Regions from separate parts of the Homo sapiens genome. Here all the other regions are linked to region 2. Evidence: chromatin loops called from intact Hi-C (ENCODE). Cell type or tissue: endothelial cell of umbilical vein. All regions are shown on one strand. Each heading gives the region's core, and the rest is flanking DNA. Links, peaks and the distances in the headings are about the cores only.

Region 1 (5,000 bases), core at 1-5,000, 230 kb before region 2:
CTCCCCACACAGCAGGAGGTGTACACCCATCCTGGGATATTATTCCTAATATCCACGGAGAGGAGAGGCTGATAATACTCCCAATATGGCAGGGGGTGTACATCCAGTCTGTGATATTGTTCTTAATATTCAAAGGCGGAGAGGTTGATATTACTCCCAATATCACAGAAAGTGTACAAACCCGTGTACTATTGTTGCTATTATCCCGAAGAAGAGAAGATGATATCATCCCCCCATCGCAGGACGTGTACACCCACTCTGTGATATTTTTTCCAATGTGCAGGGCAAGGGAGGATAATATTCTTCTTAATAGCACAGGGTGTGTACAGCCCCACTGTGATATGGTCCTTAATATTCCAAGGCGGAGAGGATGATCTTACTCCCAATACCGCAGAAAGTGTACACCACCCCAGTGATATGGTTCCCATAATCCTGGAGAGAAGAGGATGATGTTACTTTCAATATCGCAAGGGGTGGACACGCCCCCAGTGATATTGTTCCTAATTTCAACGTGGGAGAGGATGATACTACACGGAATGCCCCCAGGGGTAAAAACACTCCTGTGATATTGTTCTTAATATCAAGGGGAAAGAGGATGCTATTACTCCAAAGAGTGCAGAGGATGTGTGCCCGTCTGTGACATAGTTGGTAATTTCCAGAGGCAGAGAAGATATTACTGGCAATAACGTGAACACGCTGTGTGACCATCGTGGATCGTCGTATCCAGGGGGGGAGGGGGGGTGATATGACTCCCCGCAACGCCGGTGGCGCCCGCCCCCCTGCGATGTGAATCCTCATATCCAGGGGGGGAGAGGGGGGTGATATGGCTCCCCGCATCGCGGGGACCTCACCCCCTTGCGATGGGGGTCCTAAGAGCCAGGGGAGGGTAGGGGCTGGCTCTTACTCCCCGTACCGCGGTAGGGGGCCTCACCCGCCTGCGATGGGGCTCCTAAGAGCCAGGAGGGGAGAAGGGCTGGCTCTTACTCCCCGTATCGCAGGAGGTGTGTTATATCATCCTCTCCACCTTTGGATGTTAGGGACAGTATCACGGGGGAGGTCTCCGCCCCCTGCGATATTGGGAGTCATATCATCGGCTCCCACCCAGGGTATTAGGAACAAGATGACCGAAGGGATGTATACCCACTGCCCTATTTTCAATAATGTCATCCTCTACCCCCTGGCTATTAGGAGTAACATCATAGAGGGGTGTACACTTTCTGCGATATTGGGAGTAATAACCTCTCCCCCAGGGATATCGGGAAAAGTTATATTAATTATTAATATTAATAAATATAATAACAATTAATAGTAATCATCGATAATTACAGTAGAGACAGTAAAACTTAGTAGGGATGAAAAATATTAACGGTTACTATTAATAATTAATAGCAATATCACTATTAATAATAAAATAATGATATCAGTAATTAATGTTACTTCAATCAATCATAAGTGATGTTGGTAATAAAACAATAATTAATATTAAGATTAATAACTAATATTAAGAGTGACATTAATATTAATAATTAATTTTAATCATGCATAATCATGTCTTGAAAATAATCATTAACGATTAATAACGTTATACTATTAATTAATATTACTATTGATAATTATTAAGAAGACTGATGTTTAATAATTCATAGTATTATTACTGCTAATACAGCAGGGGGTGTACACCTACCTGTGATAGTGTTCCTAATATCCAGGGATGGAGAGCATGATATTAGTTTTCATATCGCAGTAGGTGTACACTCACCCTGTGACACCGATCCTAATACCAAGTGGGTAGAGTATGACATGACTGCCAACATAGCAATCAAGGTACAGCCACTCGGTGATATCGCTCCTAATATTCACGGAAGAAGCGTATGATATTACTCCCAATATCGCAGGGAGTGCACACCTCTTCTGTGATATTGCCCCTGGTATCCCGAGGGGAGAGGATGATAATAATTCCAGCATCGCAGGCTGTGTTCACCCAGCCTTTGAAATTGTTATTAATATCCTGAAAGGGAGAGGATGATATTACTCCCCATAATAGATAGATATGACTCTCCATAATAGAGCAGGAGGTGCACACCCACCCTGTGATATTCTTCCTAATATTCAGAGGCCGAGAGGTTGATATTACTGCCAATATCGCAGGAAGTGTACACCACCGTGTGAGATGGTCCTTAATAATATTCCAAGGCGGAGGGGGTGATAGGACTACATATATGGCAGAAAGTGGACACACCCCAGGGATATTGTTCCCATGATCCTGGAGGGAAGAAGATGATATTACTTTCAATATCACAGAAGGTGGACACGCCCTCACTGATATTGTTTCTAACTGCCACGTGGGAGAGGAGGTTCTGACACGCGATATCCCAGGGAGTAGAAACCCCTGTGTGATACTGTTCTTAATATCCACGGAGGAAGAGGATGATATTACCCCCAATACACACGGGTGGACACCCTCGGTACACCGAGGGTGTCCACCCGTCTGGGAAACAGTTCACAATCTCCAGAGGGGGAGATGATATTACTCATAATCTGGTAAAGAGGCTGTGAGTCCACCGCGGATCCTAAGAGCCAGGGGGGCAAGAGGGGCTGGCTCTTACTCCCCGCATCGCGGGGGGCGCCTCGCCCCCCTGCGATGGGGGTCCTAAAAGAGCCAGGGGGGCAAGAGGGGCTGGCTCTTACTCCCCGCATCGCGGGGGGCGCCTCGCCCCCCGGTGCGATGTGGATCGCTATATCCAGTGTTCGAGAGGGGGGTGATATGACTCCCCGCGTCGCGGGGGGCGCCCCTTCCCCTCCAATTTGGATCGTCATATCCAGGGTGAGAGACGGGTGTGGTATTACTCCCCGCGTCGCGGGGGGCACCCGCCCCCTTGCAATGAGGACCGTCGTATCTAGGGTGGGAGATAGTGTGCTATTACTACCCGCCTGGTGGGGTCGCCCTCCGCCCTGCGATGTGGATCGTCGTGTCCGGGGGGTGTGGGGGTGATATTACTCCCCGAATACGGGGGAGCGCCAGCCCCCCTCCCATGTGGATCGTCATATCGATGGGGTTAGTGGGGGGTGATATTACTCCCCGAATCGTGGAGGCTCCCGCCCCCATACCGTGTGGATCCTCGTTTCCAGGGGGAAGAGGGGGGTGATATTCCTGCCCGCATCGAGGGGAGCTCCCGACCCCCTGCGATGTAGATCGTAATATCCAGGGGGTGAGAGGGGGGTGATATTACTCCCCGATTTGTCCTAGGATTCTTTCTGTACTGCCATCCTCGGTTCACACCCTGGGACATTATCTTCCATCTTGTAGCAAGATGCGGCTGCTACAGTCGCTGGGGTACACACCCTTCAATATTGTTCGTAATTTTGTAGGGGAATGTTAAACCTGACGTCACAGGACTCTGTACCCTGTGAAGTTATTCCCAATATCCTAGCTTCACCTTAATAATAATGTCACATTGTGTGTACACCTTGTGGTGTTATTCTTATTCTCCTAAGTGGAGGTTGCTTTTATTGTGACACGGGGTATGTTCCTTTTCATAGTATTCATAATGTCCTAGAGGGATGTCACCCCTTATGTCACAGGGTTTGTACACCTTGTCAAATTATTCGTATTATGCTCATAAGATGTCACTCCTCATAACACAGAGGGTGTACACTTTGTGATATTGTCGTCATATTCCAGGGAAATGTTACTTTTAATGTCACAGAGGGTGCACACCTTGTGAAATTATTCGTTATAATTTTGTGGGGTGTTACCCCTAATGTCACACGGCGTGTACACACAGTGATGTTACGTGCAACATGCTATGGAAATGTTGCTCGTAATTCACAGGTCATGTACACCCTTTAATATTCTTTGTAATCTTCTAGGAAAACGTTACTGCTAATGTCACAGGGCGTGTAGACCCTGTCATAAAATTCCTAATATTGTAGCAGGAGTTTACTGCTCATTTCACAAAGCGTGTACACCCTTTGATATTATTCGTATTTTCCTGAAGAGATGTTACTACTCATGTCCCAACGCAGGTACATTCTCTGATGTTATTCGCTATATCCTGGGGGGATGTTACTTCTAATGTCACACGGGGTGTACTCCCTGTGTTCTATTTCCTAATATCCTAGGGCAATTTTACTTTTAATGACACAGGGGGTGTACACATTGTGATATTATTTGTGATATTCTAGAAAGATGTTACTCCTAATGTCACAGGGCTGTGCACCCTGTGATAGTATTCACAATTTCCCAGGGGTCTCTACTCCTATTGGCAGAGACGATAACACCCTGTGACATTATTTGTAATATTCTAGCGAGATGATACTCCTCATGTCACAGGGGGTGTACACCCCGTGTTATTATTCTTACTATTCTAGGGGGATGTTACTCCTAATGTCACAGGGATGTACACCCTGTGATATTATTCATAGTGTACCAGAGGAATATTAGCACTAATGTCACGATGCATGTACACCTTGTGATATTATTTGTCATATCCTAATGTCACAGGGGGTGTGTTCCGTGTGATATTCTTCCTAACATCCCCGACGGATATTGCTCCTAACGTCACAGGGTGTGTACACCTTGTCACATCATTCACAATATCCTGAAACTACGTTATTCCTCAGGTCACAGGGGGTGTTCACCCTGTGATATTTTTCATCATAGTTTTGTGGGATGTTACTCCTAAAGTCACACGGGGTGTACACAGAGTCACACAGTGATATGACTTGTAATATTCTATAGACATGTTACTCATAAATCACAGGGGCTGTACCTCCTGTGATATGATTCCTAATATTCTAGGGGAATGTTGCTACTATTGTCACGGGGGTGTACACCCTGTGATATGACTCGTCATATCCCAGCGGGATGTTACTACTAATGTCACAATGCCTGTACACCCTGTGATATTATTCGTAATATCCTAAAGAGATGTTAGTACTAAGGCCACAATGCATGTAGACCCTCTGATAGTATTCGTTATATCCTCGGGGGATGTTAC
Region 2 (8,569 bases), core at 1,651-6,650:
CATTTAGCCTAAGAATTTAAAACTTATAGGGGCTGAGTACGGTGGCTCATGCCTGTAATCCCAGCATTTTGGGAGGCCAAGGCGGGTGGATCACATGAGGCCAGGAGTTCGATACCAGCTTGGCCAACATGGTGAAACCTCGTCTCTACTAAAAATCCAAAAAGTAGCTGGGCGTGGTGGGGGGGTGCCTGTAATCCCAGCTACTTGGGAGGCTGAGGCACGAGAATCACTTGAACCCGGGAGGCGGAGTTGCAGTGAGCTGAGATTGCGCCACTGCAGTCCAGCCTGGGTGATGGGGGACACTCTGTCTCAACAACAATAACAACAACAAAAACATAGGGCAGTAGATTTCTTTAAACAGATTTCATTATGATTACAAAAAAGGAATATTAATATTTTAAACCAAAAGGAATTATGAGATATCAGTTAGCTAAAATAAATATTTAACTTTTCCTACTTTAAAGTTTTACTCTTTACAAACCTCCTAGTTTTAATAATTGTAAAATGAACACTAGTAATTATTTAATGACAAGAATATGTCCTATAGTAAAATGCAAAGGAATAAATAGGTTTATTTGCTGTATTAGATGAATAATATATGAATTATAGTCAGGCAGATAATAATATTATCTGTATTTCTGGTGAGGTAGTTTTACTTCGTGTTTCTTTGTGAATCATTTTGATTAGAGTAGATTTTTCCATTAGTATTTTGAGTATTGATCATTTTTGTTTAGTACTGTTAGTATTCATCACAAGTTGATTGTTTTTTCATTTCCAAAGGTTTATTGCTGGGGGGTGAGGGGAGAATGTTATTTTTTTCTACTGAAATGCACCTCTAACTTTATAATATCTGGTAATGGTGAAACAGAATTCACTTCTAGTAACAAGACCTAAGCCACAGAATTTCAGAGTTGGAAGAAAATATGCTGGATACTTTAGGCCCACATTCAGCCTCACTCTGAGAAGGGCAGCATTCCACCACCAGGGGTAGCTTGCACAAGTTAGGTACAAATTTAAGTGATCACTGCAACACGTGTTGTGCCTTTACAAAGCTGGCTGGGACGGGAAATAATCTAATTCCTTGGATTGTTCATTGTAATTTACGTTAAGTTATGAACCTAGTATTAGCCCCTCCCCTTCAAAGGGTCATTATACATACTCAACAAGTTTTCTAAATTTTAAAGTTAATTCGGTAGCTCTTTATAAATTTTAAAATTAGTTCACCATATAATCTTTAATCTATAATAGATAATAGGAGAAATCTATAATCTTTCTATTATTGTACAGATTTATTATCATAAATAATAATATTGTATACTTATATACTACTTTACAGTTCACAAAATGCTTGAACATGTTATCTCATTTGGGTTTTACAACAATCCTGTGAGGTAGCTGCTATAGTCAGTTCTATTTTACAGATGGGGAAATGGAGCTTCAGAGAGGTTAAATGATAGCCTAAGATCACTGGATAGAACTTGGAATCAAACTTGGTTTTGGCTACCTGGCTCAGAGGTGTTTATTCCATAGCCACAAACTAACAAGCGTAGAAACATGAACCAGGGTGGGATTGATCCCTATTTGATTCTTTGCCAACCTAGGCAATAGTCACTAGTGAAGAGTGAGCTCATTTACAGATACAAAAGGCTCAGCCTGGAAAACTCCAAAGGATTCTCCAGTTTTATCATCCCTCTGAGGGACCTCGTAAAAGCTTTAAATAGCCAAATTAATTGTACATCCATTTACTGATTTACTGATTCATCAAGAATTTATTGAAATCTGACCAGGTGTCAGGCTCCTAGGTGGGTGCTGGGGGTGCCAGCCTAAGTGGGACATACACTCTGCTCTGGGGGAACTTGCCCTTCTGACACATGTCAAAGTCAGAGATCACAGCATGATCAAGGCATAGGGATGCCGAGGAGGGAGGGATGTGTTTTGCTGAGGGTAGACAGGCTGCATCCAAGGAGGGCTTAGGGAGACATTGGCATGCAGCCTTAAAGGAAGAGACACAGGAGTGTGTATGGGCATTCCAGGCAGGGGCCAATGTGAGTGAAGGTGTGGGGTCTGATAAGGCATATTTAAGGGGTGTGTGGACACTGCTTTAGCTTCATTCTTCTCATTCTTACAACCAGAGGATTTTGCTTTGTCACTCATAAAATGCGTAATAAATATAAACAGAAACCAAAACAACATGGTACTGGTACAAAAACAGATACATAGACCAATGGAACATGTGAGAGAAGCCAGAAACAAAGCCACACACCTACAGCCATCTGATCTTTGACAAAGCCAACAAAAAAAAAAGCAATGGGGAAAGGATTGAGGATTGCTTTGACTATTGAGGCTCTCTTTTGGTTCCATACAAATTGTAAAATAGCTTTTCCTAATTTTGTGAAAAATGACATTGGTAGTTTGACAGGAATAGCATTGTATCTGTAAATTGCTTTGGACAGTATCTCCTTTATTTTCCCCCTTTCCTTCCCTCTGATTTCAGGAGATTCCATTTAAAAAAATTATCTTAGAGTGAGAATATAATAGTGTAGAAAGCAGAGGTAGACTGCCCATCTTTTTGGCTTTTGTATTCCAAACCAGGAGTTGGCAAACTTTTCTATAAAAAGCCACGTAGTAAATATTTTAGGCTTTACAGGCCATATGGTCTTTGTTGCAACTACTCAACTGTGCCTTTGTAGTGCAAAAGCAGACACAGACAATACATAAATGAATGAGTGTAGCTGTGTTTCAATAAAACTTTATGGACACCAAAATTTGAATTTCATAAAATTTTCATATGCCATGAAATATAATTATTTTTATCAACTGATTTTTTCCAACTGTTAAAGTTTTTTTTCCAAAAAAATCTTAGTTTGTGGGCCTACAGAAAAAGGTGGTGCAATTTGCCAGTCCCTGTTTTAATTGCTTAGGGAACCTAAGGGACTCTTCTAGAGCTTGTAAGCAAATTTAGCAACACAGGAAAGCCTGGAAGAGAATGGGGCTTCATTTCTCAATCCTGCTCCACCCTGGTGTGAGAAAAGAGATATCAGCAGGTCCTGCCATCCCACAAATGTGTGTACTGTCATTACTCCCAGTGTGAAACATTCTGAATTTGCTGCTAAAATTTCAAATTAATGAGATTTCACTTAAAAATCTAGATTTTGGTCTTCTCTTGAAAATGGGAGGATAAGGCCAAATTGGGGCCAGATTCTCACATGGCAACAGCTAGGTAGTGACTGCCTTCCTATATGGGGCACAACTTCCTGTTCACCTGAGACCCTCCTGGCCTGTGTCCCCATCCACATTGCCTGTCTGGCACCTATAAGCATTTAGTCTAAATTCTACTAAGCAGAGACATCTGTTTTCTTCTCTAAGGGCACAACTTCCATTAAAACTAATCTTTTGGTCCTAGGGAAGCCACATGGGGAAGAGGCATACAAACACGGGCTTCTGAGTTAGATAAACCTAGGCTGAAATCTCAGCTTTGTTCTTTGTTAGCAGAGTGAGCCTGGACAAATTACTTACTCCCAACCTCAGAATGGGAGCAATAATATATACACCTGAAATGGTGGTTGTAATGATCATGTGAGAGAATGTATCAGAAGCAGCTAGCACATACTCAGCAGTTAATTAAAAGAAGAATCACTACAATGGAGAAGTTCTTTGATGTGTATCTTTTAGTTTTAGACCCTGTATTCATTGTTGCCTTTTGTGGAAGGACCTGAAGGATGAGCTTACAATCTACCTTATTTTATAAAAAAAAAGAAATTAAGGCCCAGAGAGGTGAAATGACTACTTAAAACCAACTAGTGATGGAACCAGAAAGAGGATTTGGGTTTCTTAATTTTTAGTCAGAGGAAATTTCTCTGTGCTACAATACCTCACTAAAATTTCTGAATTCTTTCATAAAAGCCTTTCATTTGATAGCCAAAAGATCTTCTGATAGAAAGGACATTGACTCAAGATTTCTGGCTAGCCTAGTGACGATGCTTTTATATTACAACTTCCAAATATAGTGAAATGACAAGAATTTGTCATTAGTTGTTGAAGTTCCAGTATTTATTTGAAATACTCCTGTTCTAAGCTCACCGACACCCTCCTGTGGTCAGTGGAAATAATAATTCCAGTCAAACAAACAAGAAAAATCTGGAGCTATTTAAAGTTAATGGTTAAATGTAACAAGATAGATAGATGTCAAATAACATAATACAAATTCACTATAATTACATTATTTTAGGTCCTAGCCATTGCACAGAGCAAAGATTACTTGTCTATCTCTGACCAAATCTTTAATGAGATTGATAGATTATAATGGATGTTTTCCTTAGGGCTTGTTCACAATAAAACTGCCTGTTATAAATTAATGTAAAAAAATCAGTAGTATTTCTATATACCAGTAACGTCCAAGCTGAAGGCCAAATCAAGAACACAATCCCATTCACAATAGCCACAAACAGAATAAAATACCTAAGAATACAGCTAATCAGCGAGATAAAAGATTTCTACAAATTACAGAACTACAAAATACTGCTGAAAGAAATCAGAGATAACGCAGACAAATAGAAAAACATTCTATGCTCATGGATAGGAAGAATCAGTATTGTTAAAATGGCCACACTGCCCAAAGCAATTTATAGATTCAATACTATTCCTATCAAACTACCATTGGCATTCTTCATAGAATTAGAAAAAACTATTTTACAATTCATATGGAACCAAAAAAAGAGCCTGAATAGCCAAAGCAATCCTAAGTAAAAAGAACAAAGCTGGAGGCATCAAATTATCCAACTTCAAACTATACTACAAGGCTACAGTAACCAAAACAGCACCATACTGGTACAAAAACAGACACATAGACCAATGGAACAGAATAGAGAACCCAGAAACAAAGTTGCCCACCTATAGCCATATGATTCTCGACAAAGTCAACAAAAACAAGCAATGGGGAAAGAACTCTACTCAATAAGTGGTGCTGGGATAAGTAGCTGGCCGTATGCAGAAGATTGAAACTGGACCTCTTCCTTTTACTACATACAGAAATAAACTCAAAATGGATTAAAGACTTAAATCTAAGACCTAAAACTATAACAACCTAGAAGAAAACTAGGAAATACCATTCTGGACATCAGCCTTGGCAAAGAATTTATGACTAGGTCCCCAAAAGCAATTGCAACAAAAACAAAAATTGACTCATAAAAACAAACACACACACAAAGGGAGAAGAGAACACACTCTGTTACCTTAGAATGCCAACTAATAAATGTCAAAGGAATACTGGAATCAGAAAAATCACCACTTTGCAACTATAGTGATAATAACTGATTCAAGCAAGAATCATGAACAGATGATAAAATTAATGGATGAAAGTTTGATGAAACAAGATTCACATCATCTTCAAATATATGCCCACAAAACACATTATAAAGGAAAAAATAGTAATGTCACAGTGGAGACATCACCCTAACCAAATGTTCAAAGTTAACATCACCAGCAATGGGACAAATTGACATCATGTGTCACCTAGTAGAGCAGTCCCCAACATTTTTGGCCCCAGGACCTGGTTTCGTGGAACAATTTTTCCAGGGACAGGGTAGAGGGAATGGTTTCAGGATAAAACTGTTCCACGTCAGATCATCAGGCATTAGATTCTCATAAGGAGGACACAATTTACATTCCTCGCATGCACAGTTCACACAAGAGGGTTCACGCTCCTGTGAGAATCTACTGCTGCTGGCGAGCTGCTGGTCTGACAGGAGACAGCACTCTGGTGATGATGATCACCTGCCAGCTCCTCACTTCTTGCTGTGTGGGCCTGGGGCACTGGGGACTCCTGATCTAACAGGACACATTGAGAACACAGCATTATTGTGATGTTCCTGCCAATGATGCGTAAGCTGGATCTAAAAACAGAAAACATCAGATGAACCCAGACTGAGGGATGTTCTACAAAATCACTGGCCTATAAGTCTTCAAAAATGTCAAGGTCATGAAAGTCAAGGAAAGATGAGGAACTGTTCAGATTGAAAGACACCAAAGAGACATGTAAAGTAAATGTAATACATGATCTGCAATTGCTTCCTTTTTCTATAAAGGATGTTATTGAGACATCTGAAATTTGAATAAGGTCTGTGGGTTACACATTAATGCTATATCAATGTTAACTTCCTGATTTTGAGGTCTGTGTTGTTGGTTACGTTAGGAGAATGCTCTTGTGAGGAAAAACTGAAATTTTTTTTTTTTTTTTTTGAGACAGAGTCTCGCTCGTGGCCCAAGATGGAGTGCAGCGGCATGCTCTTGGCTCACTGCAACCTCCGCCCCCTGGGTTCAAGCAATTCTCCTGCCTCAGCCTCTCTAGTAGCTGGGATTACAGGCATGTGCTACCATGCTCAGCTAATTTTTATATTTTAGGAGAGATGGGGTTTCGCCATGTTGGCCAGGCTGGTCTCAAACTCCTGACGTCAGTTGATCCGCCCACTTCAGCCTCCCAAAGTGCTGGAATTACAGGCGTGAGCCACCACGCCCAGCCAGTATTTAGAGGTAATGGGGCATCATGTCTACAACTCACATTTAAGTGGTTCACGAAAAATAATGTAGATATATAATATATATCCACACATACAGAGAGACAGAGAGAGAGAGAGAGAGAGAGAGAGAGAAAGTAAAAGGTTTTAACAATGTAATTATATTTTATGAAAAAATGGTTACATTATATCTGGGGACAGAAATTATAGAGTTTGGATTTAAGACTCTGGTGATGGAATGAGTTTTTTTTCCTATTATTTTTATCAGCAAGTGCCCTTGGTGAACATATGCTCCTTTTAAACTCGCCAAAGATTAGAAGATATTAGTGATATCTTCCTCAGAGGTTGAAGAATCAAGACCTGTCCTGTAAAGGAAATGCTATTGCAATTTTAGAGAAGCCATATTATATAAATAAGTATTGAAAATACATTTGTATAGTCTATCTATCTATCTAAATATTTCTTGAGCTGGGCTTAGGTGAGAAGGAGCTATATTCAGAATCTTAAAGTATGTTCCTGTTTTATCTTGAAAGCAGTCAGAGGCCTTCCCTACCATCAAACCAGAGGCACAAAAGAGATGTACATCTGATTTTTAAACTTCGAAATAATTATGGGCTACAAAAGAAGAAACATTGTTATTTTAAGACTAAGGGAGTCATAATTACAATAATGGCGACTATTTACTGCTGTGAAATAGTCCTTACAGATTGTTGAGAGTAACCCGAAGCAGACTGGAACACATGAACTTGTTTCCGATATTGTGTCAGATTTTTCTCTTTCTGAGTAATGACTTATATGTAAATATGAAGGCAGAGCAGTTGAGGGAATGATGACTTACAATCAAATGCAGCACTTTCCTCTTTGGCTTGTGCAAAACCTATTTAAGTTTCAGATTTTCCTACGAGGGTTCTACAGATGTTCTTTATGGAAAGGATTATTCAGCCCTCACCAGCAACGTGAAATGTAGGCCCTTCAACAGCTTTGTATTCCCCTCTTAAAACAAACATCCCGAAGAAAAAAATAATAAAAATTATCCAATATGAGTGAGCTCTTTTTCTTGGGGGGTAAGGGGATTCCCACTGTTATGCTACCAGAACACTGTCAAGGAAGACTTGACGAATTTCATTCAGAACCCCAGCAACTGGAAAGTCTCATATGAATTAGACTGGACTAGAGAGTATTTATTTCTGCTCTCTGTATAATTAGAAAACCAAGTATATATTTCTGAGCTATTCATCCAAGGAATTAAATGGAAGATAAAATTAATGGATACTATATCACCATTGGCCTAATTACCATATATTAGGTAAGGATCATGCTTCATGATTGTCTTGTTGAGTGCAAAACAATAAATCTGACAATTCAAGTAAATCTGAAGTCCCGGACTCCAAGAAGTCCTAACTTAGAGGAAAGATCATTAGCTATCACTTGGAAGGAGCTGGCTCTTGCTGTCAAAACCACTAAAAAATAAAAATAAAAATAAAAATCACATGGTCATGCGTGTTGTTCATCCAGCATTTCTTCTGGGGTGCTCCCCTCCCATCCTTATTTCCTAACTTCATGTTTCAGGTGTGACTGATTCAGTCCCTTCTCATTCCAAACTCTAGGGGTGGAGACATGGCCCAGGTCTGACCAATCAAAGTATGCCATCCCTTTGGCCACAGTGATGGGTTCAGGGCATGTGACCTCACCAGCCTATTTAAGCACTCCTGAGGACTTCTGCTGAAATTACACGGAGAGACATGCCCCTTTGGCTGAGGTTGCCAGCTGGAAGAACCATATGTATTACCCAGTGCTACCAGGACCATCTTTGCCACCTGATGGAGAACGACTGTGTGAGAATGAAGCCACCCCCGAGAAAAGCAGAGCCAAGAGGAGAGAGGCTGGGTCCTGTGCCATGTGTTGAGCGCCAGGCCCTGAGACTTCTAGGTTTCTGAGCCAATAAATTTCCTTTTGTAGTTTAAGTTACTGTGAGCTGAATTTTTGTCATATTCTATGTTCCTAATAAACATCATTTTACATACTTTTTGATTCCATAATAAATCTGGAATCACATA
Region 3 (5,000 bases), core at 1-5,000, 580 kb before region 2:
AATACCCAGGTGTATTAGTCAGTTCTTGCATTGCTATAAAGAAATACTTCTGAAACTAGGTAATTTATCAAGAAAAGAGGTTTAATTGACTCACAGTTATGCAGGCTGTACAGGAAGCATGGTGGCATGAGCTTCTGGAGAGGCTTCAGGAAACTTACAATCATAGCAGAAGGCCAAGGGAAAACAGTCACATCTTACATGGCCAGACCAGGAGCAAAGGGAGGTGCCACACACTTTTCAATGACCAGATCTCAGGGTAGCTTGCTCACTATTTCAACAACAGCACCAAAGGTGGATGGTGTTGAAACCATGAGAAACCACCCCTGTGATGCAGTCACCTCCCACAAGGCCCCATCTCCAACTTGGAGGATTACAAGTCTACATGAGATTTGGGTGGGGATGCAGATCGAGATGATATCACCAGGTGTCAGGAGGAGAGGCAAGGGTGGCTGACTGTCTGAGTTATTCAATAGAAAATCATGGTTATCCTTAGTTTATGCTGGGTTTTTTTCCTCCTATTAGACAGCAGTGAAGACCGTTTGGGTAGAAGGTTTAAGTGAAGATGGTTTTACCTATTACTATAATACAGAAACAGGAGGTAAGTATTACCTTTGATTATCTTAACTGTTTAAAATTGTACCTGGAACTGCTTATTGGCCTGCTGATTAATCATCTGAACTTGGAAATTTTAGTATACAATAAACATATTTGTGTAGTAAACATGAATTATTTTTTGTAATTTAAAAACAATACAGTGGAAAAGCAAAAAGATTTATATTCGTATTATGTTGTGCTGTTCACCAATGTTATTCTCAGTTGATATTGCATTCACAAACTTAAAAATAGAATCATTTTAGCTTTCTCTGACATTACTATTTTTATAATTATTTTAGAAATATAGTCATTACCTTGGAAGGTAGCTTAGAGATCATCTGGCTCAACTTGCCTTTTCCTTTTTAAAAATAAAACTGTGGCCGGGCACAGTGGCACATGCCTGTAATCCCAGCAGTTTGGGAGGCCAAGACAGGTGGATCACCTGAGGTCAGGAGTTAAGCGACCAACCTGACCAACATGGTGAAACCCTGTCTCTGTTAAATACAAACAAATTAGCCGGGTGTGGTGGCACATGCCTGTAATCCAAGCTACTTGGGAGGCTGAGACAGGAGAATCTTGTACCTGGGAGGCGGAGGTTGCAGTGACCCGAGATCGTGCCATTGCACTCCAGCCTGGGCAACAAGAGCAAAACTCTGTCTCAAAAAAAAAAAAAAAAGTAGGCTAGGCGCGGTGGCTCACGCCTGTAATCTCAGCAGTTTGGAAGGCCAAGGCGGGCAGATCATCTGAGGTCAGGAGTTCGAGACCAGCCTGACCAACATGGTGAAACCCCTTCTCTACTAAAAAATTACCCGGGCGTGGTGGTGGGCACCTGTAGTCCCAGCTACTCAGGAGGCTGAGGCAGAGAATCACTTGAACCCAGGAGGTAGAGGTTGCAGTGAGCCAAGATCGCACCACTGCACTCCAGTCTGGGCGACAGAGCAAGACTGTCTCAAAATAAAATAAAAAATAAAACTGAAGCTATTTAGTAGTGTCTAACAAATTAGTAAAAGTGAAAATTTAACAATGTTTCAGTTGCATAAATACTTACGAAGCATGCATAAATACTAATTGTTATCTAAAACTTTTTTTTTTTTTTTGAGACGGAGTCTTGCTATCGTCCAGGCTGGAGTGCAGTGGCACAATCTCGGCTCACTGCAGGCTCTGCCCCCTGGGGTTCATGCCATTCTCCTGCCTCAGCCTCCCAAGTAGCTGGGACTACAGGCACCAGCCACTTCGCCAGGCTAATTTTTTGTATTTTTAGTAGAGACGGGGTTTCACCATGTTAGTCAGGATGGTCTCGATCTCCTGACCTCGTGATCCGCCCGCCTCGGCCTCCCAAAGTGCTGGGATTACAGGCGTGAGCCACCGCGCCCGGCCCTAAAACTTTCAAATTAATGTTTCATCTAATTTAACATCATAAACAGTTGAATTTATCAGAACAGCTATAACATTAATGTAACTTTAGGAGAGGCTTGTTTTTGTTTTTTTAATTCCTGTTATCATTAGCTCATTGCATAGCATTAAATCTTTTAGGAAGAAAAGGCCCTTTTAACCTCCAAGTAGATATTTAGCCTGCCCAGTTATAGCAATGTTTATATTCCAGTACAATTGAAGGTTGGGATTTTTATACATATAAAATAGTATAGTGATATAATATAGCTTTAGAGTTAGACAGATCTGAGTTCAATGCACAGCTTCTTTCCTTACCAGCAATGTGACTGTGGGTGTTACTGAGCCTATAGTCACTCTTCAGTGAAATAGAATAAACATGCATGCTCTGTAAGGTCATGAATGTCATATGTCATAAAGTTCCAATAACAGTGCTTGGCACATAGTAGGTGCTAAATAAATTACTCCCTGAACTGGCGTGGTGGTTCACACCTGTAGTCCTAGAACTTTGGGAAGTTGAGGCAGGCGGATCACTTGAGGTCAGGAGCTCGTGACCAGCCTGGGCAACGTGGTGAAATCCTGTCTCTACTAAAAATACAAAACCTAGCTGGGCGTGGTGGCGCTTGCCTGTGGTCCCAGTTACTCGGGAGGCTGAAGCAGGAGAATCGCTTGAACCGGGGAGGTGGAGGTTACAGTGAGCTGAGATCACGCCAAATAAATAAATAAAAATAAAATAAATAAATTCTTGAAAGTTCTATTGTTAACTTGTGTGAAATGTGGATTAGGAAAAGTAATGTTTTTTCATTAATCCTGCCAAGAACTCTGTATTAATTAAGGTGCTGTATATATTGGTTTGCCTTGAATGATTTTGGTTTATTCCTGGACCAGAATAATTACTAACGGCAGCCCCTTTCACTCTTAAAACTCTCCCAGTTGAAAGTAGGGAATTAATTACAAGGTAATTAGAAATATTATTGTTTTACTAAAAGCCCAATGAACCACTGGATGGCAGTAGAGTTCAGTCAATTGAGATTCCCATTGCTGCCCCCCCACCCACCAAACCACCATAATAAAAATGAGAATTTAATATTCACTTAGTGCTTCACAATGTAATTTCACTCCATGAAAATCTTAGGAATTTTTTCTTTTTTTAAATTGAGACAAGGTCTTGCTCTGTCCCCCAGACTGGAGTGCAGTGGCACAATCATGATTCACTGCAGCCTCTATTTCCTGGGCTCAAGCAGTCTTCCCGCCTCAGCCTCCTGAGTAGTGGGTACTGCAGGAATATGGCATGATGCCTGCTAACTTTTTAATTGTTTGTAGAGACAGGTTCTCGCTATGTTGCCCGGGCTGGTCTCACACTCCTGAGTTCAAGCAATCCTCCTACCTCGCCTTTTCAAAGTGTTGGAATTACAAGCATAAGCCAGCACACTGGGGCCAGGAAAGGAAATCTCTGTGATAAGCAAGTTTCAGGAAATCTCTTGTTTGCTCATTATCAATACGTTTCCTGAAATTGGTGTCAGATAAATTGTGAACCGTTAGAAATATCACCCAGTTCTTAGGTCTCTCATTCCATTGGAGTTATAGTTTACACATCTAGTAAATCCGGGCTGTTTGAAATCAATTTCTGAAAGATACAAGAGCAAGAGGTTTGAGAACTCTGTTATCTTCTTGATCAAGAGATAGTATGAAATACATACAGTATTGTCATTTAATAATTGTAAGTGATAAATGTTATGTTGAAATTACATCTGAATAGAATTAATAACTAAATAACATGACTTTAAAATGTGTTGAGCAGAATCCAGATGGGAGAAACCTGATGATTTCATTCCACACACTAGTGATCTGCCTTCTAGTAAGGTCAATGAAAATTCACTTGGCACCCTAGATGAATCCAAATCATCAGATTCGCATAGTGATTCTGATGGGGAACAGGAAGCAGAAGAAGGAGGGGTCTCTACAGAGACAGAAAAGCCAAAAATAAAGTTTAAGGTAGGTTTTTAAATTTTACTCTTCACATCAAATTTTTTTTTTTTTTTTTTTTTTTTTTTTGAGATGGAGTCTTGTTCTGTCCCCAGGCTGGAGTACAGTGGCACTGTCTTGGCTCACTGTAACCTCCACCTTCCGGGTTCAAGCAATTCTCCTGCCTCAGCCTCCCGAGTAGCTGGGACTACAGGTGTGTGCCACCAAACCCGGCTAATTTTTTTTATTGTTAGTAGAGACAGGGTTTTACCATGTTAATAACCAGGATGGTCTTGATCTCCTGACCTCGTGATCTACTTGCCTCGGCGTCCCAAAGTGCTGGGATTACAGGCGTGCGTCACCACGCCCAGCTGACATCAATTTTTGAAAAGCTCTACAGACCTTAAGTCTTCTGATAGAACATAGAAATTAAGACATATTTTGGCAACTGGATAAATAAAACCGGGAACACTCAGGAGCCCATGAGTCAAAGCAGAGGAGACACATTATTAGCATTGAGCAATGGTTGCGATTGTTGGCCTGAGAAATGTAGGAAAATCAGAGTTCCTAAATACCTAGTTACACCTAGGATCTTGTCATTGCCTGCAGTTTCTCTACCAACTTCACAAATCTTGATGGAACTTAGAGTAAGGGTTATGTGCAGTTTACAGAGGAGCAGCAGCAAAGCCTTCGTTGTAATTGCCATCTCACAATGATTATAGCCAGCCAGATTTAGGTAATCCAGTATCCAACTTAGGATAGAAATGATTAATTTATTTTCGTCAAAATGAATGTGTTCCAACAACAACAACAAAAAAATACAGGCCAATAACCCTGCTGAACATAGATGCAAAAACCTTCAACAAAATACTGGCAAACTGAATCCAGCAGTACATCAGAAAGATTAATACACCATGATAAAGGGATGCTTTATTCCAGGGATGAAAGGATGGTTCAAAGTATGCAAATCAATAAATGTGATTCACCACATAAACAATTAAAAACAACCATATAATCAGCTCAATAGATAAAAAGCATTTGTTAAAATTCAG

The links. Peaks named below come from ENCODE experiments on the same cell type or tissue, not always from the same donor. Only the 100,000 strongest peaks of a DNase experiment are listed, where the experiment ranks them.
Region 1: a loop joins it to region 2, with 18 times the contacts of the local background. A loop is called at or near these places in 55 of 110 quality-filtered maps.
Region 3: a loop joins it to region 2, with 18 times the contacts of the local background. A loop is called at or near these places in 16 of 110 quality-filtered maps.

The regions. Positions count from the first base shown.
Region 1 is chr13:41,425,406-41,430,405 of GRCh38, forward strand. No RefSeq gene overlaps it. Among named protein-coding and RNA genes, the nearest start is that of RGCC, 30 kb to the right of the region's middle. In endothelial cell of umbilical vein, for the core only: a CTCF peak has its summit at 2,936; no DNase peak of the experiment used is centred there; H3K4me3 peaks cover 575 bases.
Region 2 is chr13:41,648,872-41,657,440 of GRCh38, forward strand. The region is part of intron 37 of VWA8 (von Willebrand factor A domain containing 8); the gene reads right to left. Among named protein-coding and RNA genes, the nearest start is that of MIR5006, 85 kb to the left of the region's middle. In endothelial cell of umbilical vein, for the core only: a CTCF peak has its summit at 4,092; a DNase peak (open chromatin) is centred at 4,070; H3K27ac peaks cover 1,339 bases.
Region 3 is chr13:41,072,260-41,077,259 of GRCh38, forward strand. It overlaps WBP4 (WW domain binding protein 4), which reads left to right. Exons shown (of 10, transcript NM_007187.5): 7 at 523-598; 8 at 3,785-3,978. Among named protein-coding and RNA genes, the nearest start is that of WBP4, 13 kb to the left of the region's middle. In endothelial cell of umbilical vein, for the core only: a CTCF peak has its summit at 3,001 (motif pointing right); a DNase peak (open chromatin) is centred at 3,002; H3K27ac peaks cover 551 bases.